Linked DNA regions of Homo sapiens: all the other regions are linked to region 7. Evidence: chromatin loops called from intact Hi-C (ENCODE). Cell type or tissue: PC-3. All regions are shown on one strand. Links, peaks and the distances in the headings refer to the core of each region. The heading gives the core; the rest is flanking DNA. Region 1 overlaps LOC105377557 (a long non-coding RNA gene). Region 2 holds the start of VEGFC (vascular endothelial growth factor C). Region 3 overlaps HAFML (HuR (ELAVL1) associated fibroblast migratory lncRNA). Region 4 overlaps LOC124900817 (a long non-coding RNA gene). Region 5 overlaps NEIL3 (nei like DNA glycosylase 3). Region 6 has its middle 91 kb from the start of HAFML. Region 7 has its middle 58 kb from the start of SPCS3-AS1.

Region 1 (4,660 bases), core at 443-4,442, 870 kb after region 7:
GGAATTTAAGCTAGACCTGAAATGCATAGGGTTGTCACAGGAGAAGAAAGAGAGGCAGGACTCCCAGGCAGAAAGTCCAGCTCACAAGTAAAAAGACTAGCCACCAATTGGAGAAGTTACTGGCAATTCATGTAACTAACAAATGAATTAGATACAATAATATATAAAGAATTCCTACTAATTAATAAGAAAATAGGCAAAAAAAGAAATTTTAAAAGGATATAAATAATTCAGTGATGAAGCCAAATGCTCAATAAATGTATGAAAAGATAATTTCATTTTTAAGTAGGGAAATGAAAAAGAATGCAATAGTGAAAAACATATCCATCGGATTAATAAAACTTAAAAATATTTTATAATATCATTGACGAGGTTGTGGAAAAATAGAAAACTTGCACACTTTGATGAAAAGATAAATCTATTAAAAATACCCTGGAGGGAAATAGAGCAATGTCCCAGTGAAGCTGTAGATACGCACAACATTTAAACTTCCAGGTGCATACTCTCCTAGAGAAACGGAGCACACGTGCATAAGCAGACAGATGGTGGGATATTAAAATATGGTGTTTGTAATGTGAAACATTGGACACAGGCCTAACAGCTCATCAGAAAAAAAAGAATGGATAATGAACTGTGGTATACTCCATCAACAGCTTAATACACGGCACTTAAAAGGAATGAATCAGGGATCTACGCATTAACATGGTGAAAACTCAAAAATAGAATACTGAGCAAATAAATGCAAATTAAATAATAATACACATATTCTCATCATATTTTTAAAAACACTGAAAATATACAAAATGTTACATTATATTTATGGATAAATTATACAGTAATAGTTCAAATGTATATGTGAAATTAATAAATGCTCTAATGATATGAATGTATCAGGATATGAATGGAGGGAAGGAAGGTAACCAGGGAAGGGTAGCCAAGGTACAATACTTTCTGTAATATTTTATGACTTTAGGCCGAGCATGGTGGCTCATACCTGTAATACCAGCACTTTGGGAGGCTGAGGCAGGTGGCTCACTTTGAGCCCAGGAATTTGAGACCAGCCTGGGAAACGTAGTGAAACCCTGTCTCTACAAAAAAATACAAAACATTAGCGTGGCGTGGTGGTGTGCACCTGTAGTCCCAGCTACTCAGGAGGCTGAAGTGGGAGGATCACTCGAGCCTGGGACATCAAGGCTGCAGTGAGCCATGATCACAGCACTGCACTCCAGCAGGGTGACAGAGTGAGACATTCTCTCAAAAACAAAAGGAGTTGTTACGGTAAACACTACATGGTTTTCCTCCTACACGCCTGTAAAATGTCACCTTTGATTAATAAGCAAGGATACAAGGGAGTAACACTTCGCTGCATTTAAACCAATCAGTAAAAGAAGAGATAAAGTCATTTCCATTTTGCTGCGTTCAGAAAATAATTTTCCTACCAAAAATAAGACTCTTGTCTAAAACAATACTAACCTGGACAAAATGTGGCTGGTGGCTCCATGAATCTAATAGCAAAGATTAGAGATTCCTTTGAAATTGATAAATTATCAAATTTATGTATGATGCTTCCACATTTATGTTTAGGTAAAAAATGGAAAGACTTTTTTAAGAGAAAACCAAGGGTTAAAATTGAGTTATTCTATAGAAACATGTTATTTTAAAACATAACTTGTAATCATTTAAATAGCTGAATCCCAACAATTTTAATTTACAAAATTATTTATCTTGTAAGTAACTATGATTATTTTCCCTAGACTTCCAACTGCACTTTCAACTAGATGTTCAGATATTAGCTAGTGCCAACGTTTCGTATTTATAAAATCGCATGCACTCTGTTGCCATTTAGCGTAGTGAATACCCATTTGTAAACAAAGTGGTGATACATTATGATAGCCAAAGGGCAAAGCTTTACCTGAACAGAGATTCATCATCTTTTAATGCAGCACAGCTTGCTACTTGCAATATCATCAAGCACTCTGAAAGGTTCTTGTCAGAGATTGATGACCTAAACAGTCACTGAAACTTAATAACAGCGTTAACAACTGCAGGTCGATCTCACACACCACAAAATAGTGCTTGTGTTTTTCTCCATGCTTATTTTTAGCCAAGTTATATCAACATTTTGACCAGAGAAAATGTTGGACCAAGTTACAATTTTTTATTATTCCGTATTAGTAATCATAGACGGCATAGAGGTTGCTGTATTAGCAGTACCACAGCAAAAATAATTCACTTGCAAAGCAACTACAAAACATTATGCAACAATTCATTAATGGGTTTATCCAGGTAGCTTTACATTGACTCTGTGACACACGGAAAGCACTAAATGGAAATCTAGAGAGAAAATAATATGATGCTGGCCAGTATGTTTTAATGGTAATTATGTCCAAAAAGTTTATGAAATATTTTATTCATGCCACTGCTAACAGATACCTATGAGATAACTGTATCAAAAAAGATGATTTTCTGGTTGTCTTTTTCTTTTTCCAGAAAATGTTTTGTTTCCTATTATCAATTTGATAGTTTGATGAAAGCATATTTTGCTGGAAGGTACCTCTACTCGAACTAAAAAAAAAAGTCCATGTATATTTTATGTCGCTGATTTCAATAATTTCACTGAGAAGTATTAGAAGTAATGGTGTGACTCCTACGAACCAAGCATTATTAGTTAAAGACACAACTTCTGCAATGCTCCAAAAGCAACTGAACTGTAAACACCATGGATGATTCACAATCAGTTCATAACTTACTATTTTTATCCTTTTTCAGAGCTCTGTGCATGTACATAAAATTCAAGAGCACAACTGAATAAAATACAAATCACTGAGTGACTATTTAAAATTTAAATTTTGTTGTGAGCATTATCAACAAAGGCGGGCCATTAAAAAGGTTATTTCTTTACCGGTGAATTAATGATACAAGGACAACCAGTGTAAACTATTCTGCAGACAGGCCAATAATGAAAACATAGCTAAAGCAGTAAAGCTTGCCAACTACTGATGAGACTCAGGAGAAATTTCTTAACAGATGTTTCCCTGAGCAAATATATACTTTGCCTACTCTGATTATGATGGCCTTGAGAATTCGTGATTTGATTCAACACTCAGCTACTCTTCAGCAGCCTCATAAAAATATGATTCGTACAAAGGATATATTCTATATTTTCCCTTCCTAAGAACCAATATCTAACATATTTATAGTTCTCAGTCCCATATGGTGAAGCAGTGGTCCAACAGCACTGTTTATAACAGTATAATTAAGGTTGTGTCAGCATTTTATTATGAAAGGAAGGAGGCGAAGCCTTTTTGGATTTTTTTCTGTTTTCATTTTATAAGCTTCCCTTAGTTGAGTGCCCACTGACTGCAATAATCTGCTTTGACCTTTCATTTGCTTCCTGCTAAGATTTTTTTTGTTTTGTTTTTGTTTTTGTTTTTATTTTTGTTTTGAGACGGAGTCTCGCTCTGTAGCCCAGGCTGGAGAGCAGTGGTGCGATCCGGGCTACTGCAACCTCCGCCTCCCAGGTTCAAGCGATTCTCCCACCTCAGCCTCTGGAGTAGCTGGGACTACGGGCGCCCGCCACTATGCCCGGCTAATTTTTGTATTTTTAGTAAAGACGGGGTTTCACCATGTTGGCCAGTCTGGTCTCCATCTCCTGAGCTCAGGTGATTGGCCCAACTCGGCCTCCCAAAGTGCTAGGATTACAGGCGTGAGCCACCGCACCTGGCCGAAAGAGACAAAAAAAAAAAAAAAAAAGCAAAGCAAAACAAAAAAACAGGAAATTGTTCCTGATAGATACTTTAACCTTGCAGGTTCATGTCTAATCATTATTATATTCTGCAGATTTCTTTCTTTCTTTCTTCTTTTTTTTTTTTTTTTTTTTTTTTTTTTTTTGAGGCGAAGTCTTACTCTGTTTTCCAGGCTAGAGTGCAGAGTGCAGTGGCGCAGTCTCGGCTCCCTGCAACCTCCGCCTCCCAAGTTCAAGTGATTCTCCTGCCTCAGCCTCCCAAATAGCTAGGATTACAGGTATGCACCATGATGCCCGGCTAATTTTTTGTATTTTTAGTAGAGACGGGGTCTCACCATGTTGGCCAGCCTGGTCTCGAACACCTGACCTCAAGCGATCTGCCTGCCTCAGTCTCCCAAAGGGCTGGGATTACAGGCATGCGCCACTGTAGCCGGCCAAGACTTCTTTCTAGAAGGAACATGAGCAGGAAAATATTGGGGAGGTTTGTGATAGCAATAAATGTATACAGAGAAGAGTGAGGGGGTCACAATTGTTGAGTCTCATTATAATGCCTATCTTGGGCATCTCTGCATTTTTACTAATATCTATTTGTGTGTATTAAAGCCCTAGTAGTTTTAATCCTTTCTTTCTAAAAATCTTCCATTGTCTAATTTTGTATGCAATGAGAAATATTAAAATATGCACTTACTAGTTGTGGGACTTTGGGCAATTTGTTTAATTGCGCCTCAACCTCAAATTCCCTGAGTATTGAATGTAGATAGTAAGAATATCTACTTCATCAGACTGCACGGAAATTAATCATGCATGTGTTCATGCTCAGTGCCTGGCATAGGATTTTCACCCATATCCTCTCCATCCTTACCTACTATGGCTCCATTTTAGTTACCACCAAGGTCTCCCCATTCTGCAGCTGCC
Region 2 (4,660 bases), core at 241-4,240, 410 kb after region 7:
TAAAGCCTGGAAGAAAGTCTGGGTTTATTTCCGTTTGTCCCGTTGTGGGGAATTAGGACCTAAATAAATGCAACAAGGTGCCCCTAACTGCAAAGTCACACGCAGTGCTTTTCTCTGCCTTCCTGCACGCTGCTATAGTGTGCCAAAGGAGACCAGCAGAGGGGCTGAAAGGAGTCTGAATCACAGGCCCAAAGGCCCAAACCCATTACCACATTTCTCTAAAACATACATGCTTCTCGATTTACGATGGGGCTACATCCTGACAAATTCCTCCTGAGTTGAAAATATATTTAATATACAGTAGAGTACCTGTTGTTTACTCTCACGATCACATGGCTGACTGGTCACAGCTCACTTCCATTGTCCAGCATCCAGAGAAAGTATTTTACTGCATATTATTAGCCCAGGAAAAGATCAAAATTCAAACCTTGAAGTATGGTTTCTACTGAATGTCTATCGACTTTGCACCATTGTAAAGTCCAAAAGTCCTAAATAGAACCATTCTAAGTCGGGGACTGTTGGTATATGCCATAAAACTTTTTTTAAAAGAAAAAAAGGAAAAAAACATCTATTCTTTTTCCTGGTTAAGTCATTCAGATCTTGGGTTCATCATCCTTAATGAAATAAAATAATGTCCATATTATGGAGGTGTAGTGAAAAACAAAACTAACTTGCAAAGCTCTTTGCGAAGTGCTTAACACACGTTATGAACATCACAGATAATGATTATAAACTCCTACTCTCAATAACAACCCCAGGACTGCCAAAGGCAAGCAGGCAAGCACAGTCCCAGGGATTCGGGAAACCTTCATTAGTCTCACGCCAGTTCCTCTGTTGGTGAAAACCCCAGCAAGAGCTGAGAAACAGCATTCTGGGTTGGACACATGGAGATAACTAGGAGGCCAGGACCTTCCTCTCAAGAGGAACCGGAACCAGAACTGGAAGTCCAAAATGAAATCTAAATCCACTACCCTCCGTCTTTCTCAACTCAACTGAAAAGGACAGGATTAGAGATCTACGGGTCTTAGACATATGCCACTAAGATCAGTAATTAACTGCTTTCTATGAAGCAATTTTGATAACTGTCTTGTGAATAAATAGCTATCAATCAGATATTCATAGTTCAGAAGACTATAATGGAGTGGAAATCAAAATGAAAGATGAATTGAACTTTCTATATCTAAAACCTCATATAAGTAGCATCACTCAGAGGAATGTCAGAAATCTCTTATAAGAGTAGATGTTGACAAACATAATCATATACTATAAGAAAAATTGTAAATAGAACAGCTTCAGACTTGCTATTCTCTTTTGTTCCCATCATGTCCAGTTAATTTTACTTTTGCCTGCCTTACTTTTTTGACACTGTCTTGTTTGTGTTAACATCCTTCAGAGAAACATTTTAAGACTTTTCAGTAAGTCATGCAACCACAAATAACTAGAAATAGGAATCCAGTAAATGCAAATATAAGTCGAGGAATAAGGAGATCTTCATTCTATTTGTGATTTTTACCTACAATCTTTTGCATGGCTTTACGGGTGGGCTGAAGGGCTGGATGGCTAACCTTGGTTCATAGTTTGTGTGCTATTTTTGATTTTTTAAATATTAAAAAAGTTCCTAGGTGAAAGTTATGAAAACATTGCATCTATTGGGATTATAGATATTTAGCATCTTCTGTTTACCTTCTGAAATATTTTCTTGGGGTTCATGTAGTTATAGAAAATTAACAATTGATTTCTCCCCAGTTCTTCTCTAGTGCTTAAATCTAAATGTGGTGCTTGTACAGGCCACTAGGGAGAGACATAGAGTCTTCATATCAGTTTCTTGGCAGTTGTGTGACATGTTTCATAGCAAGGACACAGCAGTTTCACTGAATGCATTAATGACACATGCCCTGTCAAGGCTCTATTCACCCACTGGGGAACGACACTTTAATGGAGCAATGAAATACTGCTTTGTGGTCTATGGAACTCAGAGATGATGTTTCATATGGGAAATGATGTTTCATCACATAGGAAAGGAACCCACATCACATGCAGAATACTAACCCATATTCACCATACAGAATATAAAAATGGTTAAATATGAAAAGCGACATTTGCAAACAAAAATGCATAGTGATTTTCACAGCAATGGTAAAATTTGCCATATCACCAATGGCAAATTTTACATCACCAACGAAGACACTTTTGAAAGTTAAAAATAAGTTAACTTTTTTAATCCTCCAATCCCATACCTATACATAACACACGTAAACACACACACACACACACTCAAGGTACATTAATTCTAGACTCACCCAGCAGTGAGTGACTCTCATACAGGCTATTGGCTTATCAGGGAATGTTTCTCATTTTACTCTCTACTGCACATTTTCTTACTGTAAACCAAAGTAAGTGACCGTAACCAATACAGAGATGTTGCCTTACTAAATCATACTTTTACTAGTTTTGACTTTGCAGAAATAGCAAATAGGTACTGCAAAATCAAGGACTCAAATTATCAGAAGCGTTATTGAGCCGATTATTACATTTCTGCGGTATTTAAGAACAGAAAGATATTTTCATCACTATAGTTACGGCAATGTAAGTATAGGCACTGAAAATTATTTTTGTGATTCACAGAATGCAGTCTGTTCTATTTCATGTATATTGTTTTTACTCAAGAGGCATTCCTTTAACCCCTATATTAAATTATTACACATTCCAACATTTTAATGTTTTCCCAAAATTTAAATGCAAAGGTAGTTTGATTTCCAAAAATTAGTCTTCTCAATCTTTAAGTGTATTTCAAAATATAAATATAAATAAAATATTTCAAAATATAAGGCTATTTTCTACACATTGTGTATGTGTTAATCAACAGTCAAATTAAAGTTGACTGTAACACACCACAGGTACCTCTCCACTTGCCACCAGTTGAAATAAACTACCGCAGTATAGTTCCAGCAAGGGGTACTGCAAGTGTTTGAACTGAAATGTCGAATATAACTTCTTTAGGAACTCTCTTAAGCATACTCTATATGGTTATGGCAGGTATGAACTTTTTAGATAAAGATATACTCTTTTGGAAGAGCCAGTAAGAAGTAGGAACACACACAAATCCTTTTTCAAAATCAGGATGCCTCAAAAGTATTTTGGCAACATTTTCAGGCAAAGGATTAAACACCTCTTATTTAAAAGAAAACAAAACAAACAAAAAACCCAAACAAGAAAAAAAAAAACTTAGTTTGCAGTATCTCATGACCAGATTTTAGGAATGAAGAGCTTATAAAGTTGAAACAAGCCTTGCATTGCTTGATTGTGATCTAACTGACTCTAATCTCCCGTTACATCTCAAGTCTGACCAACTTCAAGTGAACTCTGAAAGCTCTGGAGCCTGGTTACTAAAGTCCCTGACACTTTTTTTCTAAAGTCGCTCACAGCGCCTGGTGCTCTGCAGACTATGAACACTCCAGGAAAGTAAGGCTGGGTTGACTGATCACCAGTGTCCCAGAATCTGTTTGGAGTCCCATGAATCAGCTGGGGAAAGAAACGAGCATTTCCCGACCAAAATGAACTCATACTCTCCAGAGCCCCGCTGACTGGGCAGGGTTCAAGACCCCTTGGTTGCCCCAGAGGAAACCAGTCTGAAATAGATTTCGGGATCTCTCACTGGGCACCTCTCCGGGCCCTTCACTCGTGTAACTTGCTTGCCTCTCTAGTAACAACTTTCTATTTAAAAAGAAGAAGATTTTTCTCCAAAGCAGCGTGCACTGAGCTCAGTAACTTTGGATCCCACGTACACAAGCTTAAAGCACACACACTTTCCCCCGCGCAGGTTCTCGGGTCCGCCGCAGACCCTAACGCAAACTCTCGGGTTCTCCGCAAACCCTAACGCAGACCTACCGTGGCCTCGCCCGCGTCGGGCTCCGCGTCCGAGAGGTCGAGTCCGGACTCGAAGGCGGCGGCGGCGGCGGGCGCCTCGCGAGGACCCGGGAGCAGCGCAGCGGCGAGCAGAGAACACGCCACAGAGAAGAAGCCCAGCAAGTGCATGGTGGAAGGACCGGGGGTGGGGGACCGGTCCGCTGGCGGGGGCAGGGGTGGGGGCGCGGGCGCCCCTGCGAGGCCGCGGGCCCCTCCTGGTCCCTCTCCCCCGGGCTCCTCCCGGCGACCCCCCCTGGGCGAGCCGGAGGCGGCGGGAGCGGGTCCGGGGCTCCGCGTTCCCAACTTTGCAGGGCGCCCTCCCAGCCAGTGCCGGGGAAAGGCGGCGGGTGTCAGGTAAAAGCCTCACAGGAAACCGGACATCCGAGCTCCCCGCATTCGGAGCCCGCGAGGTGAAGCGAGGGCGAGGGAGGACGCCGCCGCGGTCCGCGTCGGTGTAGCTTTTTGGAGAGGCGGGGCGGGGGACACCAGAACACCCCGCGATGTTCAGCCCCTCCAAACCCGCCAGAGCCCTCGTCCCCCTCCTCCCTCCCCTTCCCCGAAGTGAGAGGAGCCGGGCCGCGGGCGCTGCGGCGGGGGCGCTGGCGGCGGTGCCGGGGGCGGGAGGAGGGCGGCGGGGCGGCTGGCGGCGGCGGGGCCCGGGAGCGCCGCGGCGCAGGATCCTCCAGAGCGCGCCGGGCTGAGCGGCGGCGGCGGCGGCGGCGGGCGCAGGGGCAGGGCATGACTGACGCGCCCT
Region 3 (4,660 bases), core at 467-4,466, 280 kb after region 7:
ATCTATTTGGTGGCCATCTTTAGAAAATGCAGCATGCCACAATCTGCCCTAGGGCTACAACAATTTGTATCCCACTGACATGCAAAATAAAAACACCCTCTCCCAAGACCCCCAAAAGTCTCCATTTTGACTTTCATTTTAGACTCAAGGTCCAGAATCTTATCATCTAAATTGGGTGATATGGGGCTGGGTGTGCCGACTCATGCCTGTAATCCCAGCACTTTAGGAGGCCCAGACAGGAGGATCACTTAAGCTCAGGAGTTTGAAACCATCCTGGGCAGCTTAATGAGACCTCGTCTCTGCAAAAAACAAACAAACAAAAAACAAACCTAAGTGAGCGTGGCGGCATGCCTATAGTCCCAACTACTCAGGAGGCTGAGGTGGGAGGTCACTTGAGCCTGGGAGGCCTAGGCTGCAGTGAGCTGTGATTGCTCCACCGTACTCCAGCCTGAGTGACAGAGTGAGACCCCATCTCAATCAGTCAATCAATCAAATGGGTGATATGTAAATAAGACACCTCGAGTGCAGTTCCTCAAGTATTTCTTGCAATCTGACCTGTGAATGTAAGAGAGAGGTTATCTTTCTCCAAAACACTGAACATACAATAGTCAAACCGATATAGGATAACCACTGCTATTCGAAAATATAATCACTGTTTCATAGCAATTCTGAAATCCAGCAGGGAACATGTTACCAGTTCCTTGATAAGGCTTAGACCCACAACCTGAGAGTTCTTCTCCGCAGCTCTTATATTCATCCTGGGCTCTTTGTTCCACCCGAGTCATTTTTCCTTTTTATAAGGAGTAGTCCATGTCTACAGCTAAGCAGATTTGTATTTGTCTGTTTCTTTATTTTTTAAATCATGTATCTTGCCAGTAAAAGTTTTGGAGTTCAAAAGCCTTTTTTCATTTGATACTGTCTCTGTCCCTTTTATTCCCATCTGATATAATTTCTTTAAAAATGTTGTGGGTTTGTTGTATGTCAATTTATAAGTCTAACATTTTGAGAGGGAGTCTCACTCTGTCACCCAGGCTGGAGTGCAGAGCCAATCTTGGCTCACTGCAACCTCCACTTCTGGGTTTGAGAGATTCTCCTGCCTCAGCCTCCGAAGTAGCTGGGATTACAGGTGCCCGTCACCAGGCCCAGCTAATTTTTGTATTTTTAGTAGAGACAGGGTTTCACTATTTTGGCCAGGCTGGTCTCGGATTCCTCACCTCAGGTGATCTGCCCACCTCGGCCTCCCAAAGTGCTGGGATTACAGGCATGAGCCACCACACCCAACCTGGAATAACATTCTTAAGACCTTTAGAAGCCTTAATATTTTTCTTAACAGAGACATGCCCTGAAGATGGTTTGAAAGCTTTTGGTCCATCTCAGTGTGTCTACAGGGCACAAACATAAATTTTTCCGAGGTCTGCATAAAGGGTTTTGTAGTCACATCTAAGGTTTCATCTTGATTCCAAGACAATGTTTTTCTGCTAGCTCTCTGGATTTAATATTTGAATCAATGACTCTTTCTTAATTGAGAAGCCTTTTCTGTCTGGAAAGACTCTCCTAAACCCTTGATAGTTGTTCTTGAAAAGGAAGAGTTTATTTTTTAGTTAATTTCTCTCTGCTCTCACATTCTACTATAGCTGGCTAGAAGAAACCACAATGCACCTTACACTCTTCTTCCAAAAACCTCCTTACCTTGATTAAGTTCATTAGCATATTTCTTATTTTCCGTATTACTGGTGGTAACTGTGTTGACAAGCTTTCTACCATTATATATACAAGTTTCCTTCCTCTAGCTTCCAATAACAATCTCCTCAGTCTCTTTCACACTTTCACTGACTCCCTTTTTGAGGACTGTGTTACTTTTCTGTGGAAGCTACAACAAAGTACCACAAGCTGGGTAGTTTAAACCAACAGAAATTTATTCTCTCACAGTTCCAGAGGACAGGTCAAAAATCAGTTTCATTGGGGAAGGTCAAGATATTGGCAGGGCCATGCTCCCTCTGAAAATTCTTTTTTTTTTTTTGAGATGGAATTTCACTCATCACCCAGGCTGGAGTGCAATGGCGAGATCTCGGCTCACTGCAACCTCCGCCTCCTGAGTTCAAGCGATTCTCCCGCCTCAGCCTCCTGGGTAGCTGGAATTACAGACACCCACCACCACACCCGGCTAATTTTTTGTATTTTTAGTAGAGATGGGGTTTCACCATGTTGGCCAGGCGGATCTTGAACTCCTGACCTCAGGTGATCCACCTGCCTCGGCCTCCCAATCCCTCTGAAAAATTCTAGGGCAGAATCTGTTCCTCACCTCTCCCAGCCTCTGGTAGCTGCATCACTCCAATCTCTGCCTCTGTTTTTACTTTGTCTTTGTCTCTGGGTGCGGTCAAATCTCCCTCTGCCTTTGCCTTATAAGGACATTTGTGATTGCACTTAAGGCCCACCTGGATAATCCAGGGAAATCTCCCTATCACAGAATACTTTGATCACACTTGGAAAGAACCTTAAAAAAGATAACATTCACAGTTTCCTGGGTGATGATGTGGACATCTTTTGAAGGGCATTTTTTAGCCTACTACAAGGCTTTTTGGACATCTGTCTGACACACAATCCTAAAAACAAATTCCACCTGTTTTAGGTTTTGTTTTGGTGGTACTTCATTTCTAGATCCCCAATTCCATTTCATTTACCATGATGGCATAAATAAAGCACCTCAGACCTTGTTCAAATAATTATAATCATGTTGTTTTCCTCGAAGATCTTGTGGTTCAGGAATTCAGACAGGATTCAGTGAGATGTCTTGTCTCTGCTCCGTGATATCTGGGGCCTCTGCTGGGCTTCATTGGAATGACAGTGACTTGGAATCATGTGGAAGCTTCCTCACCCTTATGTCTGGCACCTGAGCTGGGATGAATCTAAGGCGGTGCTCAGCGGGGAATGTGCACCAGAGCATCCGCATGTGGCTCTTCTGTGTTGCTGAGTCCTCATAGCATGGAAGCAGAGTAACCAAGGGATCCTCCTGAAAGGGTGTTTGGAGAGCCCCATGACCCCACTGGGCTCAATCAGTCACAGCCCACACAGATTTGAGTGGACAGGACTTGCGATGGGGCAACTGCTGTGCCACTTGCCACACCATCTTCCTCCTTTTTTGTTTAGGTGTTTATAACATGTGCTAAGTTTCAATTCTTTTTTTTATCTTAAAATAAATCATGTCTTTTTAGGATAAAGAGAACTCTTTTTAGGTTAAGGGAACCAAGCAGAATCAGCATTCATGATGAACAAGCATTCACCCCCATCTGTATAATAAATCAGGAAACCAATGTAATGTGCAGACAGCTCCTGAATTAGCAATTGTGTCTCATTGAAGGAGTCCATAAGAATACAGTGTAAATGTTTTAAGGCCCAACAGCCAGGTAGTGAAGAGAGTGAACTCTGGAGGTAGCTGCTCTGGGTTCAATTCCCAGGTATATCACTTATTAGTTCTTAGTTTAGGAAAATTTATTCAACCTTTTAGTGCCTCACTTTCCACATTTCTAAAATGGAGATCACATTACCTTCCTCACCCAGTGCAATGGAGACTAAATTAATATCTATATGGAAAGCACATAAAGCAATATAAGAAATAGCAATACTCATTAGTTTCTGTGAAATCAACTTTTCAATTCATCTTTACTACTAAATGGCTAAGAATAGACACACACACAGACACCACCACCCTTCCCCCCGAAACATGTAAAAATCTTGAATCACTGCCCTTGCGAATCAATGGCTAAGGAAAAGATTGGTACTGTCATGAATGTTTGAGAGCTGAGAGGGTCTAAAAGGATTCGGAACACAAAATTTAACAAAAATATAAAAGGCACTAAGGAAAAAGAAACATTTTTATAATACCTGAATCACTTTTCTCTTTTTCTGCCTTAATAATTCTCCAGACAGTGAACTCTTTGGTGAGCCTAAATAACTCCTCAAGATGCCTGGAGGAAATGTCCCACAGAAGCAGGTTTTTTTAAAGGACATTAATTAATGGAGTTGTTTAGCTTTATATTTTTGAATAACAATATTTAAAGAGGGTCTGAATAGTATACTACATGGTTAACTTCTCAATTTCTGCCTGTAGAAAATATGTTAAGAGTTTTCAGTAGAGAGCAGACTCTCTCAATCGTGAAGACATAATAATTATTTACCCGGCTTACTGTTTTTCATTGCAAATGTAAAGGCATTCTCTTTTTATGGACTCAAAAATCACTTTTAAAAAACTTGATTTTGAAAATAAATAGTAAAAATTATGACACTGGAATATTATCGATGAGTAGGACCGAGGAAAAAAGGGCAGAGTGGAAAATATTGGAAATGGCAAGGTCTGGAATTTCCAAAAGCACGAGCTGACTCTAAACCTTCAGATAAAAATTTTCCTCTCCTCGAACATTGGCCTCACACTTTTCTGGGTGTCGTTTTGGACTGTCAAGGCTGAGATGAATAATTTGGGATTTTCTCATGACTTCTGATCTGTAGCAGCTTGGATTTACTTAGACTTCAGCACCTTCAAAATGACATATTAGTGTCATCTATGTTCTTTCATGGAGAAATAATTCTGCCTTCCTCAACTGTCCCCTGCCACTGAATTTAATATGTGAGCATTTTGCTGTTTGGAAGTTTTCCAACTTCCCCA
Region 4 (4,660 bases), core at 462-4,461, 120 kb after region 7:
GGACCCCTTCCTTACCCCTTACACAAACATTAACTCAAGATGGATTAAAGACTTAAACGTTAGACCTAAAACCATAAAAACCCTAGAAGAAAACCTAGGCATTACCATTCAGGACATAGGCATGGGCAAGGACTTCATGTCTAAAACACCAAAAGCAATGGCAACAAAAGCCAAAATTGACAAATGGGATCTAATTAAACTAAAGAGCTTCTGCACAGCAAAAGAAACTATCATTAGAGTGAACAGGCAACCTACAGAATGGGAGAAAATTTTTGCAATCTACTCATCTGACAAAGGGCTAATATCCAGAATCTACAAGGAACTGAAACAAATTTACAAGAAAAAAACAAACAACCCCATCAAAAAGTGGGCAAAGGATATGAACAGACACTTCTCAAAAGAAGACATTTATGCAGCCAACAAACATGAAAAAACGGTCATCATCACTGGTCATTAGAGAAATGCAAATCAAAACCACAATGAGATACCATTTCACTCCAGTTAGAAGGGCAATCATTAAAAAGACAAGAAACAACAGATGCTGGAGAGGATGTGGAGAAATAGGAATACTTTTGTGCTGCTGGTAGGAGTATAAATTAATTTAACCATTGTGGAAGACAGTGTGGTGATTCCTCAAGGATCTAGAAGCAGAAATACCATTTGACCCAGCAATCTAATTTCTGGGTATATACCCAAAGGATTAGAAATCATTCTACTGTAAAGACATATATGCACACATACGTTTATTGCAGCACTGTTCACAATAGCAAAGACTTGGAACCAACCCAAATGCACATCAATGACAGACTGGATAAAGAAAATGTGGCACATATATACCATGGAATACTATGTAGCCTTGAAAAAGGATGAGTTTATTTCCTTTGCAGGGACATGGATAAAACTGGAAACCACCATTCTCAGCAAACTAACATAAGAACAGAAAACCAAACACTGCATGTTGTCACTCATAAGTGAGAGTTGAACAATGAGAACACATGGACACAGAGAGGTGAACATCACACACCAGGGCCTGTAAGGGGATCGGGGCTAGGGGAGGGATAGCATTAGGAGAAATACTTAATGTAGATGATAGGTTGATGGGTGCAGCAAACCACCATGGCATGTGTATACCTATGCCTGCACATTCTGCACATGTTTCCCAGAACTTAAAGTATAATAATAAAAAAAAATGTAATAGAGAAGAAAAATAAATAAAAATCTAAAAAAAAAAAAAGAATATGGGATCACAGATCGCAATGAAATGAATGGGATGAAATTCTCTCTGTCATAGCACTTGAGGACGAATCCACCAGTGGATTCCATCCAAAAGGCTCTGAAACAACAAGGGACTTAGTGCAGGCTGTGGTCCTTGGCTCCTTGGATAGTAGGCATTCAATGACCAAGCCACTTTCATTTTTGATGTTATGCAATTAGATATTAAAATGAAAAAGAAGTTATCTTTTGAAAACACTACTTTTAACAGCATGTGGCATACCATTTGCTATCTTAATTCCATAATTTCAAATTGTAGTTTTCAATTAGGGTCTGCCAATCATTTCCAGCCTCCTTTTGGGATTTCAAGGAGCTTATGTTCTAACGTGGTATTTTGTGTGGATAGCAGAATAAACTAAGTGTGGATGGGTTGGTCCAGTTGTTAAGGACATGGGTGCTAATGAGACCCAGGGGGTGGGTTTGGCCTCTGCCTGCAAGCGGAACAGTAGATGGTACTTTTGTTCCATGGCCACAGGCTACAGGCACAACTAAATGGTTATCTCCCAGATGCTTTTACCCACAAAGGGATGAGGTGAGAAGGTGTAGATTAATCATGAAACCCCTTCATCGCTCCTGGGAAAGCAGAAATCCTAGTATGGATCAAGACATGCATATGAGCAACAATGAATTTTAAATTCCAAAACTGAGGGTACTGTAAGTTCACTGTATTGAAAGTTGCTGATGGAGTCCAGAGTCTGTTAGAACATAAAAAGCATGTGGTTTGTATTTTAGAGACATAAGACAGTGCATTTAGTCTGCATATCTGAACACTTTTTCCTTAGAGATTTTCCCTGTTAAATGGGACATTTGACATGGTAGAACAGCATGTGCAGGCAAAGCACATTCAGAACTTCATTGTTTTGAATTGGCTATAACAAAGCACAAAGTTCTTTCTAGGCACTCCAGCATAGCTCTTTCCAAGTCTGGGCTCCAAAAGGGATAGATTAAACAGGAAGGGTACCATGTAATGCTAATTCAGTCTTATCTAATTCAGTTCAGTAAAAATCTCAGTATTTTTGGTGTTCAATATACCAGGTAGACATTGTGGAAAACGGAAAGGCAAGTAAGACATCACTCATGACTTCCAGAGGTTTATATTATTGTAAGGGAGGTGGACATGGATGAATTAAAGGTCCTAGAAAGCAGACTCTGAGAACAATGGAAATACAGGTACAAGGGCAATGAGGGCTCAGGAGAGACCACATGATCGATTCCAACTGGGGAAACCACAGAGAGCATCCTGGAAAAGTTACAAAACTTTAAAGAATGAGTGGACTTAAGTATGCTCAGTTACTCTGTTTAATCTATGTATTATTTATTTATTCTTCCATTGATTTATTGAACAAATACTTTGGGATTCCTACTATGTAACAGTTATGTTGGTAGGAGCTACACAAGTGGATCATGGAATCTGGAGTTGAAGACAGACATTATTCAAATGATCACATGACTTACTATGAGCTGATCTGTGTTCTGAGGAAAAATAATTGACTATGTAAAATATAACAGAGGAAAGAGGCTTAGACCAGGGTTTGGGGAATGCCTGACATGAAACTTGACCTGAGATATGAAAAATAAATAGATGTCAATTGGTGATAAACGGGGTTGGGCCCACAGTTCCGGTAAGAGGAAGGGCATGAGTATCATTGACTTCATGATGCAAGCTGGTGAGAATGATCATTTTATCAGAGACTGTTTGCTGTGCAGAGAGAGAGACTGCACGTGTTAAAAGCACATTTTCTGGAGCCAGATTGCCTGGATTCCAATCCCAGCTCCACCACTCACCAGCTGTGTAACCTTGGGCACTTCGCTTCTCATTTCTAGGCTTCATTCCCTCACTGTAAATGGGGTAAGTGTAAGACTTATCTCAGAGAGTTACAGTGTAGATAGTATACATTCATAATGATAAAATAATATATTACTGATTAACTAGATTAATATACAATGTTAATATAATAATATTTAGGATTAAATGTATTAATTCATTATTCATTAAAATTATTTCCTGACATAAATCTTATAAATTGTATATTATAGAAAAAATAGTAAATATGTAATAGAATATTAGAATCATATATATGAGAATAATAATAGACATTATTATTATTATACCCATGAGTCTAAGTTGAAAACTCTGAATTTTCTGATTTAATAAGTCTGTATTTGGCCATATATTTCTTTCCCTTCTATAACATCTTTTCAATTCTCCAAACAACTAGGATCTCTGGGTGTTCTTTTGCCTCTTTTTCTAAAAACAATCATTTATAGGACATCTCATTCTGACTCATCAAATAAAGTCACTGAAATATGACATTCTTACTTAGTGGGTGGAAACAAAGGGATTTTTAAGAGAAGCAACATTTTTTCAGCATGTTTTATGAGTGCAAATCATAGCATAGTAAAATGATGCAATCCTCCGTGTTTTGTTTTCCACAATAAACTTTCTTTCTCCTAATAGTTAAGATCGTATATATTTTTCAGATTTACCCATCTCAAGATCAGTAATGCATGATTTTATTACACCCATAATTTTACCCTCATGTGCTGACATATACAAATTTATTTTGGTGGCATGTTCTTAATTTCTGGAGCTGCCATGCCATTTTCTTGACTAGTTTTATTTTGGTTTTGACTAATCTCTTATAATTTTGAAAAATAGAGCACTTTATTTTATGGTTTATATTTTTAATAATCATAACTCTCTTTTCTTCGGTTAACAATTCCCCCAGGTTTAAATTAATTCCTGTCCATTTACCCTCCATTGAAGCATAGCATTACATGAATTTATGTTACAGCAGCATACGTGGTGCCGAATACATAAAACATATAAAATATAATCACACACACACACACACACACACACACACACATATATATATGTATACATATACATATATTTTTTAATTTATTTCATTTTTGCCTAGGCTGGACTGCACTGGGGCTATCGTGGCTCACTGCAACCTCTGCTGTCCGGGTTCAAGCGATTCTCCTGCCTCAGCCACTCGAGTAGCTGGGATTACAGACACCCACCACCACACCCAGCTAATTTTTGTATTTTTAGTAGAGACGGGGTTCCACCAGGTTGGCCAGGCTGGTCTTGAACTCCTGATCTCGGGTGATCCGCCCACCTCGGCCTCCCAAAGTGCTGAGATTATAGGTGTGAGCCACCATGCCCAGCTACATATATATGTTTTTGCCTTTCCAATTAGATAACAAATCTTTGAGGGTGGGAGCCAGGCTTGTGATTTTTCTAGTATTGTTCCAGAGTATCCTGCGCTGGGCTCAGCACAAAACAGTTGCTCCATAAAGTCTAGTTGGATTTAATTGAAGTACTTCTGTAGCAAAACTTTGCAGCACTTACTTTGGGGCAGCTTTCTCAGCTGGTAAG
Region 5 (4,660 bases), core at 322-4,321, 960 kb after region 7:
GGTTCATGCCTGTAATCCCAGCACTTTGGGAGGCTGACGCGGGCAGATCACGAGGTCAAGAGGTGAGACCATCCTGGCCAACGTGGTGAAACCATCCTGGCCAACATGGTGAAACCCTGTCTCTACTAAAAACACAAAAATGAGGTGGGCGTAGTGGCACATGCCTGTAGTCCCAGCTACTGGAGAGGCTGAGGCAGGACAATCGCTTAAGCCCGGGAGGCGGAGGTTGCAGTGAGCAGAGATCACGCCACTGCACTGCAGTCTGGCAACAGAGCGAGACTCTGTCTCTCTCTCTCACACACACACACACACACACACACATTTCTGAAATTTAGCTCTTAGCTTCTTAAAAGCACGTGCACAATTACTGAAAAAGTACAGTTTAACTTTTCAAGATGTGACTTAATATAGTATGTAAGATTTGGAAAGTAATAAATATTTTGGATGTATGTAAGTTTTAAAGTTTAAGTGAACAATTGAATATGTATAATACTTTCAGGATGACTATGTTGATTAGATTTTCACTTCTATAGTCACTGATAAGTGATTTTCTTTGTACATGTATGTGTCTGTTTATATGCAGCTTCCCTCAGTATACACAGGGGATCAGTTGCAGTACTCCTGCCTATACCAAGTCCATACATACTGAAGTCCTGCAGTTGGCCCTAGGGACACTGCTACACAAAAAGTCAGCCCTACACACATGCAGGCTTCACATCTCACAAATACTATATTTTTCATTCATGTTTGATTGAAAAAAATCTACATGTACGTGGACCTGCTCAGTTCAAACCTGTGTCGTTGAAGGGTCAGCTGTACATATAGATATTCACACACAGGCAACAAGCATGAGGCATCAGAGGGTTTCTTTTGGGATTACCATTGACGGCACATGTGCCAAATAATAATTCTGCAAGGGTAACACTGAGATTTATGTTAGGCTGTGTCAGAAAAAAATTCTTCAGTAAGGTCTGTGTCTGAGCTCTTCCATGTGTTAATAAGTACTTTGATATTAATGCATGTATAGAAATGCATATCTTTTCTAAAGCTCGATAGTGACCTTGGTGGTCATCTACTCCTGTGCCTATTTTCCCTTCCCTTCTTTCTGTTTTATATTGTTCTTGGTAATTTTTTTTTTTGAGTCCAGCAAGACTTCTCAAGGTGTCTGATAGACAATGCTGAGACTTTGAAGATGTCTAATACAGAATAAATATTCAATAAATGCTTGAATTTACAATTAAAATGTATAAATAGGAATCATATTTTGTCAGTAATATTATCAGTTCAAAATATAACTACTGTTAATGGTACTAAATAGATCCGTAAGAAATAGAGCTCTAGAAGATATTCATATACGATTGACTCTTGAACAACACAGGAATTGGGGTGCTAACCCCTCCCATTGAAAATCTATATACAATTTTTGACTCTTCAAAAACGTAACTACTAATAGCCTACTGTTGATCAGAAGCCTTACTGATAACATAGTTCACACATATTCTGTATGTTTTATGTGTTACATATGTATTATTACAATAAAGTAAGCTTGAGAAAAGAAATTGTTATTAAGAATATGGTAAGAGCCAGGTGTGATGGTCTGCGCCTGTAATCCCAGCTACCTGGGAGGCTGAGGCGGAAGGATGGCTGAGCCCAGGAGTTTGAAGCTGCAGTGAGCTATGATGATGCTGCTGCACTCCAGCCTGGGCAATAGAGTGAGACCCTGTCTCTAAAAAAACAGAAGAATATCATAAGGATTATATTTACTACTCATTAAGTGGAAGTCGGTCATCATAAAGTTATTGCTCCTCATCATCATTACATTGAATAGATTGAGGAGGAAGAGGAGGGGTTGGTCTTGCTGTCTCAGGGATGGCAGAGGCAGAAAAAAATCTGCGTATAAGTGGACCCTCCCAGTTCAAACCCATGTTGTTCAAAGGTCAGCTGTATTCAAAATCTATTTACAGTTCTCTTTCACAGAATTGGCAAGGCGTATTATTTCTTACAGTAATGAGCAAGTCATGAAACTAGGCTCTGCTGTTTTTTCCACTTCAAGGTTTGTCAATTAACAGATGAACAGATCCATCACCTCATGAAAATGATACGTGATTTCAGCATTCTCTTTTACAGGGTAAGAGCAAAATTTTTCAACTGTGTAAAATGTAAAATGTCAGTGGTTTCCTTTTGGAGTGCACCAAAAAATGTGAAAGCTGTATATAGCCATCTAGTGGAAAGAGCATGGAGGTACATTAAGGGAGAGTGACATTATGTGGGTGTAATTAACATCTTGAAATTCTAGGTCATAGGTCAGTTCAAACTCGTCTAACTATAACCATATTCAATTATCTTTATACCAAGTTAGGAGCAGCCATGTTGGCATTTCACAGACTCTTTTTCTATTTTTGGATACATAAAATATAGAAAGTCTAGAGAGGCTGACCTACAGTAACACTTTCAGATAACCTTAGTTCCATCAGGCTTTGCCACTGACTATAGACCTTGGTTCAATCAAGCTTTGCCACTTACTACTATCTGTGTGGTTTAGATTCTTTGGATAACTTTATTTAAGTTTAGTTTCTTCATCTGTAAAATGGGATAATAATGTTTCTCTGTCTACCACAGTTTTGAGAAGGAAGGACTTGCTGACTTGTAAATGTGGAAAGTTATATACTATATGCATATATAGAATTCAATAAACACATCTTTTAAACAAAGTAATGCAAATATGTATTTTCTTTCTTCACAGTCCATTTTCTGTATCCAAAATTTTCATTTTTACTATGTTCAGAAAGTCAGGTATTGTAGTATTCTTTATTAATTGGCCTAAAATGTGAATGAACCTCTTGCTCTGCAGATCGGTCTTGAGTAACTATGGCTATTTTTAAATTGCATTTGCTTACTTCTTCCTCCAGAAAAAGATGACCATAGAAAACTGCCCATTTCCACCCAGATTAAATTGGGTCTTTCAATACTTTCCTTAAATTAATATAAATTGTGTAATTTTCAGCTCATACGTGGTGAGCCATATTTCTGGGCTTTTAAATTTTCACAGTGCTGATGGAAACTCAAGATATTTTCTTTGTAGGAGCCTTAAATATTTGTGAGTGGAATAAAACTGACCAAATATATCAAAATATCTTTTGAAGTAGAATTTATACCAAAATGGAATATATTCTCTGCTAGGATGGTATTTGAATGTTTATTTTCTTTCTTTCTTTTTTTATTAATGAATCTCTAAGGTTAAAAAGGAAAAAAAAATCCTTTTTCAGGTCAACAAAGAAAATGCTCTTATTAAATTTTGTCCCCTAGAATTAAGTTTTTTGGTTGTTGAAACTGAGTGAGCAGTTTCAGTCTTCTAAAAATAATCAGATTTCAAGCTAATCTAGCCTTTTTCTTTTAACTATATAATTATGGTTAATTTAAAAAGCCTTAAAAGTGTAAAAGACATTTTTAAATATAGAACTTTTACATGTCATTTAGATAAGAGGATAAAGCTATGCAAAGAGCAATTTTGAATACTAATGTCATTAAATAATGACTTATTTCACACAAATTTTATTTGACAAATATTACCAAATCTTGTCAATACCTTTTTCTCTGATGAAAGAAAAGATTATATTGACATATGTACAAACATATGTAAATTTTTAGCAGATGATTTTCAGAGGTGACTTTCGAGAATGTGTCTTTGGCTCCTTGGCAGCACTGTTTTGTGGATAACAGAATTTTTTGGTTTTTTTTTTTTTTAGTGCCGTAAAGCAGGACTTGCTCTCTCTAAACACTATAAGGTTTACAAGCGTCCTAATTGTGGTCAGTGCCACTGCAGAATAACTGTGTGCCGCTTTGGGGACAATAACAGAATGACATATTTCTGTCCTCACTGTCAAAAAGAAAATCCTCAACATGTTGACATATGGTAAGATATTGAATTTAAAGGGATACCATTTGCCCTAACCATCTAACTAAAAGGCTAATAATCTGAGAATATAACTGAATAACTGTCAGGCTATTCAGAAGAGAACGTGACTCAAAAGTATTTTAGTCCTTGAAAGGAAATAGTAAATAATGTCACCAAAGAACCTGAGGGAGCCAAAGATGATTTATGGACCAGTTCTGAATTTAGGTGGAAAATCTCTGGCTCAGGGAATAATATCTAGCCTTTACCTTTAACCTAGTTTGTAAAGTGAGTACCAGGAGATGTCAATAATTGGAAAAAAATGCAACTACCTTCAAAAGTCTCTGCTTCACTTAGAAATAATATTATAAAACAAAAGCAAGATCTTTTTACAGATTGTATGTCTAGTTGGTGAAATAATAGACCACTTACTAAACCCACGTGTAGTAGTTCTGCCAGTTGCTGAGTATGTCTCTTCCAATGATACATTCCAGAACTGGAGAAATAACCGCAGGATAGGTTTGAGGACTTACTGTGAGAAGTATTTGGGCTAAAACTCCATTGATCACCTGACCAGACTGGTGGTGGATCACAGTGATATTTTTGTCTCCTGGAATTAGTGTCAGTTCAGAGCCAGTGTCCAATAATCCTTGAAAAGTCTGATTATTTTCTTTTCCCCAATGTACAGTTACCTTGGTAACAGGCCATAGGACCTTTTGGGGGAAATCTAAGAGAAAGATTATGCAGTAGAAAGCAGCTGCATAGCAG
Region 6 (4,660 bases), core at 420-4,419, 190 kb after region 7:
GTACACACTACTTTATTATCTAGCCAGAGGAAAAACAAAATAAAGCATCTCAAAGAGTCTCAGACCAGTATTTATAACTGCCGCCTCTACATTCTCTATCATTCCACACACATTTTTATTTACCTCAAATACATATCCTTTTTTTTTTTCTGTGGAGTAGATTAAGAAATAAGGAACTACCCTCAAACAAAATAAGTTGAGGGCAAAAGGGGTCTTTGGTATTTCACTATTGAAGATATCAAACTATTTAAAATGTTTCTTCAAAGTCTTGCTTTAGAATACTTGCATCTACTCCAGATTTCCAGATGAACAAGCGCTTAGAACTGGTTACACATTTAATTTATAAACAATTTTTGACTGTCTCTGTACTCTGGGTTGGGTCTGGACAGTAAAGTAAGAAACTATCCTCTCTGAAAGGGCTTACTGCTTGGTCAGTGGAGAGGCATGTAAGCACAGAGGCGTGATTCAATGTTTTGTGTGTTGTGAGGTGCATAGAGTGCAGGCGAGGCGATGAGGTGGAAGAGGGATTCACAAGGGAGTGACATTTAATCTGTGTCTTGAAAAACATGTTGAAGTTTTCTAGGAAAAAGGAACATTCAGAGGCAGAAAGAAGAACAGAGACACAGAGGAATTAAATAAGATGTTGAGAGCAGGTGGAGCGTTTTTCCTGGTGATTGGGTTAGCAAGAAGGTGGGACAGAGGATGAGACATAATCATGAGGGGCTTCCAGTAACAAAGAGAATGTAAAGGAAGGAAATGAAAGAGTGTGTCTTGTAGAAGTGTATAGTGGACCTTGAACAAACTGTTTTGTATCTTCAGTAAACTTTAAACTTTATTCAGTCTTCAGTAAACAAAATATGCTTTCATAATTTTGAATGGAAGATCAAGATTTTGAAACTTTGAACTTGTAATTAGAGTAGATGCATCAGAAACTATAAGGATCACAGTTGCTAAAACATGATGCAGTATAAATCTATCGATACATGCAACCCCTTGTTCAAAGGACAAACTACAATGGTTATGAAAAGTATACAGAGAAAAGCCTTCTATTGGTCAATAAGAAATATAGGGGAATTCATGTTGCTTTCATAAAAGCCTATTTTTAATGATCCATCTCAAAATCACCTGGTGAGCTTGTTGAAAATGCCAAATTCCTGACCCTCCCCAGAGAAATTCTGATTCAGTTGGCCTGAGGGTGAGTCGCTGGGCTATCCATTTCTAAACACCCCGGGAGATTGCTATGTCTGTGGAAGCTGGAGAACCAGACCCCCTATAGTAAAAATGTGTTTAATATAGGTTTTTGTGATCTTGAAAGCATATTTACTTCGAGCATATTTGATGGAGATAGTGTAAATTTCCTCCCGGTTAATTCAGCCTGTAACAAGACATGGCCATAGGAGGCCATAACCATGCCAAGCCACCGCCTACGGGGTAGCAGCTGACTCTAATTGAAGGGCAAGTTCTTGCCCATAGCTGTGGTTCTGAAAGCACCGACGTATAAAGCAATGGGAAACATCGTCTCAATACACCGGCTCTTTGTTAACATTCAACCTACGTATTCTCCACATGAAATATTCCAATCAGGAAACGCTGGATTTGCTTTCATTTGAGCTAGTATCAGCTCTTTTCAGATGTATCAACAGATAAAAAGTTAAATAGGAAAGTGGCTTAATTGCTGTGGCACCAAAGCGTGGGCGGCATTCTCTCTCTAAATGTTGTCTGGGTACATTGCAATACGCTTAGGAGAGGCATGAGTATTGTCCCTGTTGAGTATCATTTGCTTAGGCGTATTCTTTTTAGTTATTTCATTTTGTTACACTTTTTGATAATGATAAATAGGAAATTATTGGCTTCATTTTAAAACGTGGTAGGATTGCAAGTCCGATGCTGAAATTTAAAATTCTCAAAGATGGAAAGTGGGGAAATAAAATGAGTGGTTTTCATTCTTCCCAAATTCCCACTCCCCTTTTCTGCTTCCTGTTCTTTGCTTTCTCTTCTGTCTGTGACTCGGTGACTCTTGTCTTCTTCTCTTTCCATCATTCTCTGTCTTCTGTTAAGCCAGCCAACAGCAAGACAAATGAGACTGATTCTCTGGCATGTCAGTTACTCTGTTGCATGATCTGATTATTTTTCCGTTTTGGTTTATTATATATGGCTGAAAGCTTCATCGTCGTATTCCAATGACTAAAGTAAACAGTATTTATGGTTTTTATGTTAAGTTTTATGTTATATAACTACACAGTCATCATTGATGTTTAATGTGTAAGGATATGCATTGTTTAAGTGTTAAAACATGTACTTAGAAATAATATTGGCATTTGTCTTTAATGGAAAAAACTTTTTTTTTTTACATTATGGTTGCCAGATTTGGCAAACCGGGAACATGACAAGAAACTACGTTTTACACATTCTTCATCTCAGTTACTGAGGAGACGGAACAATTTTCTCTCTGGGGATTCTTTAGAAATAAATCCCAACAAATTTCCATCTATTAAACTGCATGTTTTAAAGACAAAAATGGATGGCAGTTTGGGTTTTTTTTTTTTTTTTGTACCTTTATGATTATTCTAATAGGATTAGAAACAGATCAGAAGTCCTTGAGCTTCGTAACGAAAAAGAACACACTAGATGGTGCTGTGATCCTAGCAGCAAAACCACGCATTTAAACAGTGCTTATGTCAAAGCTGGAATGAAGGAAAGCCCAGTGTGCATATGGAATTTTGTCTGACACTAGGGGATACACTAATATCAGTGTACAATTCATTTTTGCAGCATTTATATTTACCTGAAAAAATGACTTGCTGAAGTTCTGCGCTATGACAACATTGTTTTAATAAATGTGTGTGCCAGTGAGAACATGAATGCTTACGTATGTTTATATGGGATAGGTATTCTGGTTTTATCTGATTTGTTTCTGATTTTTATCTCCCATTATTTCCTTACAGGTGCACTATGTTCCAATGCGACTGGAATAATCCTAGACACAGCTTCCATCTTCACACCATCTTGTCTCCCACCCTTTGTTCCTCCAAGTGAGATAGATCCACCATCTGTTTCTGTCCAGACCTTGCCTAGCCTATCAGACCAATTTCGAATGTCATGCCTTTCATGAAACCTTTCTGATTACCTCAATCATTCCTTGTTTACTTTTTTTTTTTTTTTTTTTTTTTTTGAGATGGAGTCTTGCTCTGTCGCCCAGGCTGGAGTGCAGTGGCACGATCTCGGCTCACTGCAACCTTCGCCTCCTAGGTTCAAATGATTCTCCTGCTTCAGCCTCCCGAGTAGCTGGGCCTACAGGTGCATGCCACCATGCCAGACTAATTTTATGTATTTTTAGTAGAGACGGGGTTTCACCATGTTAGCCAGGATGGTCTCGATCTCCTGACCTCGTGATCCGCCCGCCTTGGCCTCTCAAAGTGTTGGGATTACAGGCGTGAGCTACTGCGCCCGACCTCCTTCTTTACTCTTAATTCTCATAACAACTCTTTGTATTTATCTTATGCATATTATATTCTGCCTTGCACTGTTGTATACTTTTCTTACTATACTGTAAGCACCTTGAGAACACAGATAAATTCATATGCATATTTTCTCTTTTTCCTTCCTCTAGAAACCTTTATAAGAAGTACTGCATCTTGAATGTAATTGGTGCTCAACAATATGCATACAAGGCAGGAGTAAAAGAATGAAAAAATAAATTCCTGTTAGAAAAGCTTTTGTTCTGGATATCACTGTTTGCCCTCCAAGTTCCATCACATTGCTCCGAACCATGAGAAGCAGACCTCTGTGGAATCCATCAACCAGCCATGCCCCTTGGCCTCCAGCTGGTGTGGCCAATGGGAAGCACCACAAGAAATATGAAGATAAGAAAAAAAGTGTAGAGGTATTTATTTTTCCTTCTCCATCTGAGCCAAGTCATGAGTTGGCCCAACTGTATTCTTCCCCAGAAGGCCACAGGTATCTGGTATCTGGCTCCGTTTCTTTGCTCCTTCAAGCCATGGGTGATAACTTTGGATGTTTCACTGTCTGTTTTCCTTAACTCTGTCCTGTTATTAAACTCTCTGAAATAACCCCTTTTGAATATGCCATCTATGACTCATACACAACTGATGACCCATAAAGGACATTGGAAATGAATTGCTTCACATAAGAGGTCATTCTGATAATGCAAACAGGACACAGCATCTTAGAGGACTGTTTATATAATTGTGATTTGATTTTACCTTTATTCTCAGGTCAGAAGACAGCCTACTGTGACACGTAAGTGTCTACTCTGATTTGCATAGAAGTTTAAAATAAGCATCTTAATGATTTGAGAACATTCACTAATTGCTAACACTATTAATATATTTCCTTGTTTTATAGCCCAAGAGCCATTTATATATTATCTCATCTTAAAACATTCCATCAGTTATTTTTCTGCTTACACATAGAATTTCTAAATCAAAGATCTGAAACACCAATTTTCACACCATTCTCCAAGGGACCTAGATTCCTAATGTAAGTTTTAACTTCAACATGAAAAATAAAATATATTTGTCTTTTTTAGTTTCTAGCAAGTCTGTGATCAAGATGGACATCAATGTATTAGAAATTATCATAAAATGACAATATTAAACACCTCGTTATTGGATAAGATTGAGATGAAAATTCCTTCCTT
Region 7 (4,660 bases), core at 201-4,200:
AAAAATCCTCAAAAAATACTAGGAAATTGCATCCAAAAGCACAATCAATATACATAAATGTCATATATAATAGATAATGTCTTATATATATAAAATGTCTTACACATGTTTATGTAAAAGCACGTGTATATATATATATATATATATATATATAAATGTCTTGTATGAGAGATTGGTTGTCAAGAATAAGCCCATGATTAGATACTTTATATTTATATTTTTATAATCAGTCAGATTGTTTAGTATATTCCATAAGCATGTTACCTAATAAAACAAATAATGTTTTTGTTACAAGAAAATACTTATTTCAAAGAGGTTCTCATCAGTCCTTTGACCACTGGTTTAGTTATTGCAAGACAATGGGAAGAATAGCAGTTGTACTTGTGAAAAAACAAAAGTAGCATTATCTGCTGCATTTTTGGTTGATTTCCACTAGATGGTAGTATTGAATTCAAGATTCAACCTGCTATATATTTTAATGCAGAAATTTGATAAATTACAGAAGACATTTGTATTGTGTTACTTTTACCGTCTATGTTAACATTTGAAACCATATTCAGACTATGTTTATGCATGTTGGAATTTTTTTAAAAAATACAACTTCTGGAAATTTGAAAACTTCTTAAGAAGCTGGTGCAATATTAGATATATTGTATTGTAATTCATAGAAATAATCTTTTATTATGAAACTTTTTAAAATAATTTTTGCATGTGTTTTAAATTCTGATCATAGTCATTTTCTTTTTCAGGCAAAATGTAGATTTCGTTTTTAGTCTGTGGAAAGAGTAAGAGAAAAATAACATGAAAATATATTTTTTTTCAAATGTTTCTGTCAGGAAAGATAGGCTCTTGGCAGGTGTGTTTGTGTGTAAAAATAGACTATCTTCGAGTACATATTTTCACTTCAATTTCCATGAGGCATTATAAACAAAGACAAAAATTAAAAAAAAAAACACTTTTGCAATTAATGAATGATGAGTACAATATGTAGCTAATTGCCCTGATTATGTTAGTGTGTTATTGCAGAATAATAATGAACTGAATGAACCTGTTTTCCTTTGCTGTATTCCTAACCAGATGCACCCCTGGAAGATACATTAGGAGTTATCTAGTCCATCTCCATCATTGTACTAATGAAGAAACTGAGGACTGTGACTGCTTTTTAAACTGTTCTAGAGAAAAAAAGGAAAGATGGGTTCCATTGACTCTGTTGAATACTCTCTTACTGATTTACAGATCTTTACCAAGTACTTGCTTGCAGAGAATATCCAAAAGCAGGACCAGATCATGATACTCTTCAGGACAGTCCCTAATAGTTTTCACTAGAAAGGTATACAGTTAAAAAGTAGCGTAAAATGGTATTGACACTGGAAAATACAAAAGTACCTTGAATTAAATTGTATGGTGAAAAGCACCAACCGTGGAATCAGGTAGAATTAAGTAATGAATTTCAGCTCTGTCACTTACAATCTGTGTAACGTTGGGCACATTTCTGCACCTCTCTGCCATTAAATCTTCTCATTTACAAAATGGAGTTAAAAATACCTACCACGTGAAATTATAGGATATCCTAAATGGAATAACTTAGTAAGCTCTCAAGAAATCGTTCTCCCCTTGCCTCATTAAGAAATCATTTTTAAAATGGGAACTACGTTAAAGCCCAATTTAAGGCATAGATCAGCAATGTTTGATGGCATGGATCTGTCTATTTTGGGGCTAAATTGTGTTCTGACCCTCCAAATGATCAATTCTAATTAATTCCTTGGTTGTAGATTTGTAAAGCCCGTTTAGTTGATTGCACAGACGTGGCCAGAGTCAAGGTACAGGAACCCACAGACTATAGAAATCAACGATAACATGTAGAAAAATCACAGGCAACAGAAATGCACTATTTTTAGAGATTGTATAACTGCTCTAGGGTGAAGCTATCTTGATTGGACTCAGCATAGTGCAACAGAACAGAATTACACAAGATGCCCCTTTCCATTACACCCCATTATTCCTCTGTTTTTGAGGATTTATGCTAACATTGTTCTGTTACAGATTGTAAACATTGATGTATTCTGAAACTGTTAACTGTAAGCATTTATGCTTGCATTGTTTTCTGTTCATTTCTCTTGTATTCCAGCAGATGTCAGTCATTCTCTTTAAATAATCTCCATTTATTCTCACCTGCCTATGACCAGCTGAAGGGAAATCACCTTTAGTTATGTCAAAGTGACATGTTTGTTGAACTGTAACAATAATAATGCTCCCTATTAACCTATCAGGGACTTGAGCCATTTTGCATTCAAACAATGATGAATTTTTATTTTCTTATTTAATTATTTAAAAAATCTCCATCTCAGTTTCCAAAATGTGTAACTAGAAAATAAATGAGAAGCCAGAGAAGACATGCAGAGAATTTAAATTTGCACTTGTGGTAAAATAATCTGCACTTGCGTAGGAGAAGACAAATCACTCCTTGATGTCAATGTACGGTTATGATTTTACTCATACTTTAGAATTTTAAAATGTCATGTAGTGTGATATATATTCATGCAGATGTGGGTGAAACAATGTGCTTTTTAATCATTCCTGCTACAATCACAAACAATCATTATGTCTAGCCATTGATCCTAGCACAGGGCTTGTCAGGTAAGGGCAGATTTTATAAAACCTGGGTAAAACAAGCTTAATTTGCGTAAATTGAGTTTTTTTCTAAAAGTGAGAGGGTACCTTTTTAAAGAAAATGTAGTAAATGCAAAAGTCAATGAATCCTTGGATGTTTCTCAAACTATCTTTGTGTTTTAAATCTACTTTCTCATTTTAATAGGAATTAATCATTTATCCTCAAGGAATATTTTCCTTAAAAGGGAAGAATATTACCAGTTTTTCTCAACAAATCTCGAATTCATTGTGGGGAAACTGATGATGTCTCTTCATTTGTTTTGTGATTCTTGTATTTTAAATCAGTTCATTGAAACAGCCTGGCTGAGTGCTGTATTTAAGTATAGAAATTTCTGCTCATATCTGGTGGCTCTTGCTGAAGGAGGGACATAGAGCTAGAATGCTTGTCAGGGATCCCACCTTAACCTGCTCCTGCCCCTTAGATAGATCCTCATTGTCTACAGGCCATTTGCAACCAGGCGAAATAAAAATTACCATGTTTCTCTTTATTTTATTTATTGAAGATTTTTGACTTTGTATATAATTTACATAGCTTTTAAATACAAAAGCTAGTTTTAAGGAATGTATATTAAACAGTGGTTATTTGCCAGGACAAAAGATACCATACTAGAGAAAAGCTAGGAAAAGAAGAAACATAGTTTCATACTAAACAACTATTTAATAATTTTAAGAAAAACAGTACAGTTTAATATTTGAGAAGGGAAATATGCTATCATTCTGAAAATCTTGTATGCAGAAAACTCTTAGTTTTCTAACCTAATGGTAGTTTCTATACTAGATTTAAAACTTTTTGTACTAGGCCTTTTCCTCAAAAACTTCTGTAAAACCTTAAATGTTTTATTATCAATGCATATATAGGAATGCATATATAGGAATTTACAAAGTAAAAGAAGAGAGCAATACTCATGTCTGTCATTGATTCACACATTGTCCCCTTTAGATGTGACTGAGAGGGTGGTGGCTCACGCCTGTAATCCCAACACTTTGGGAGGCTGAGGCAGGTGGATCACCTGAGGTCAGGAGTTCCAGACCAGCCTGGCCAACATGGCAAAACCCCTTCTCTACTAAAAATACAAAAAATAGCCAGGCATTGTGGCAGACGCCTGTAATCCCAGCTACTTGGGAGGCTGAGGCAGGAGAATCGCTTGAACCTGGGAGGCAGAAGTTGCAGTGAGTGGAGATCATGCCACTGCACTCCAGCCTGGGCAACAGAGCAAGACTCCATCTCAAAAAAAAAAAAAAAAAGAAGAAGTGACTGAGTACTCAGTTATCCAGCTTTTAGGGCAAAGTGATCAAATGATAACAGAAAGGAAGAGGCAAGAGAAGGATTTTACAAATACAAATAGTAATGATGGTCCAGGGACATGATGGAAATCGCAGGATGAAGCAGAGAAGGGAGCTCTGTGTGTTCCCTGGGTGGAGATTGTACTAATGAGCTGCTCACATTTGAGAAACACAGATTGATGAGCTTCTCTGGCAATTGTTATGCAGCAATATTCCCATAAGAAGTCACAGTAGTTATCACAGTATCAGAGCACCGTAAAATAAACACATTGCTTTTTCCATGAACTTGAATATTTAATGTTAGAGATGAGTACAATGGAGGCAAATAAATCCTCTCCTCATTTCCTCACATCCCTACTTTTAAAGATTGTCAGGTATTCAATCTCTATCATAGTTGTTTGAGACTTTAGGTCCCTATAGTTTATCATTTTCCAGTAATGTTTTTGAAATGCAATAATTTAAAGATCTCTCGACTCTTGGATTTACATTACAAATGCTGGTGATACAAAAATTTCATTTAAATTAGTCTAGACCATGAAGTATGGACTTTTAGCATATTATATTGTAAATTTGAAATTGAAACACTGTCATGATCTTTTTTTAAAGAATTTAAAACTAGTATTTAAATATTATAAGTTTTTCTCTGAGAAATGTTTTACAATTGTAGTTTATAGTTCTGAGGACTGAGAGTGTAGGAGATTTGCTT

The links. Peaks named below come from ENCODE experiments on the same cell type or tissue, not always from the same donor. Only the 100,000 strongest peaks of a DNase experiment are listed, where the experiment ranks them.
Region 1: a loop joins it to region 7, with 20 times the contacts of the local background. A loop is called at or near these places in 9 of 110 quality-filtered maps.
Region 2: it touches region 7 in a loop (14-fold over the local background); 44 of 110 quality-filtered maps call a loop at or near these places.
Region 3: it touches region 7 in a loop (5-fold over the local background); 3 of 110 quality-filtered maps call a loop at or near these places.
Region 4: a loop joins it to region 7, with 4 times the contacts of the local background. A loop is called at or near these places in 11 of 110 quality-filtered maps.
Region 5: it touches region 7 in a loop (16-fold over the local background); 31 of 110 quality-filtered maps call a loop at or near these places.
Region 6: a loop joins it to region 7, with 11 times the contacts of the local background. A loop is called at or near these places in 4 of 110 quality-filtered maps.

Annotation. Positions count from the first base shown.
Region 1 is chr4:177,244,116-177,248,775 of GRCh38, forward strand. All of the region lies in intron 1 of LOC105377557 (a long non-coding RNA gene), which reads right to left. Among named protein-coding and RNA genes, the nearest start is that of NEIL3, 63 kb to the right of the region's middle. In PC-3, for the core only: no CTCF peak of the experiment used is centred there; no DNase peak of the experiment used is centred there; H3K27ac peaks cover 1,057 bases.
Region 2 is chr4:176,788,277-176,792,936 of GRCh38, forward strand. VEGFC (vascular endothelial growth factor C) reads right to left here and starts at 4,646. Exons shown (of 7, transcript NM_005429.5): 1 at 3,889-4,646. The coding sequence starts at 4,035. In PC-3, for the core only: a CTCF peak has its summit at 1,773; a DNase peak (open chromatin) is centred at 1,895; H3K4me3 peaks cover 4,000 bases; H3K27ac peaks cover 4,000 bases.
Region 3 is chr4:176,657,929-176,662,588 of GRCh38, forward strand. All of the region lies in intron 1 of HAFML (HuR (ELAVL1) associated fibroblast migratory lncRNA), which reads left to right. Among named protein-coding and RNA genes, the nearest start is that of HAFML, 6.1 kb to the left of the region's middle. In PC-3, for the core only: a CTCF peak has its summit at 2,823; no DNase peak of the experiment used is centred there; H3K27ac peaks cover 341 bases.
Region 4 is chr4:176,496,104-176,500,763 of GRCh38, forward strand. All of the region lies in intron 2 of LOC124900817 (a long non-coding RNA gene), which reads left to right. Among named protein-coding and RNA genes, the nearest start is that of HAFML, 160 kb to the right of the region's middle. In PC-3, for the core only: no CTCF peak of the experiment used is centred there; DNase peaks (open chromatin) are centred at 2,928 and 3,588; H3K4me3 peaks cover 335 bases; H3K27ac peaks cover 2,950 bases.
Region 5 is chr4:177,337,730-177,342,389 of GRCh38, forward strand. NEIL3 (nei like DNA glycosylase 3) reads left to right here. Exons shown (of 10, transcript NM_018248.3): 5 at 2,054-2,128; 6 at 3,747-3,913. Among named protein-coding and RNA genes, the nearest start is that of NEIL3, 30 kb to the left of the region's middle. In PC-3, for the core only: a CTCF peak has its summit at 2,217 (motif pointing left); no DNase peak of the experiment used is centred there.
Region 6 is chr4:176,561,131-176,565,790 of GRCh38, forward strand. No RefSeq gene overlaps it. Among named protein-coding and RNA genes, the nearest start is that of HAFML, 91 kb to the right of the region's middle. In PC-3, for the core only: a CTCF peak has its summit at 2,620; no DNase peak of the experiment used is centred there; H3K4me3 peaks cover 307 bases.
Region 7 is chr4:176,375,776-176,380,435 of GRCh38, forward strand. No RefSeq gene overlaps it. Among named protein-coding and RNA genes, the nearest start is that of SPCS3-AS1, 58 kb to the left of the region's middle. RefSeq lists an enhancer at 2,128-2,267. In PC-3, for the core only: CTCF peaks have their summits at 444 (motif pointing right) and 2,135 (motif pointing right); a DNase peak (open chromatin) is centred at 2,176; H3K27ac peaks cover 1,922 bases.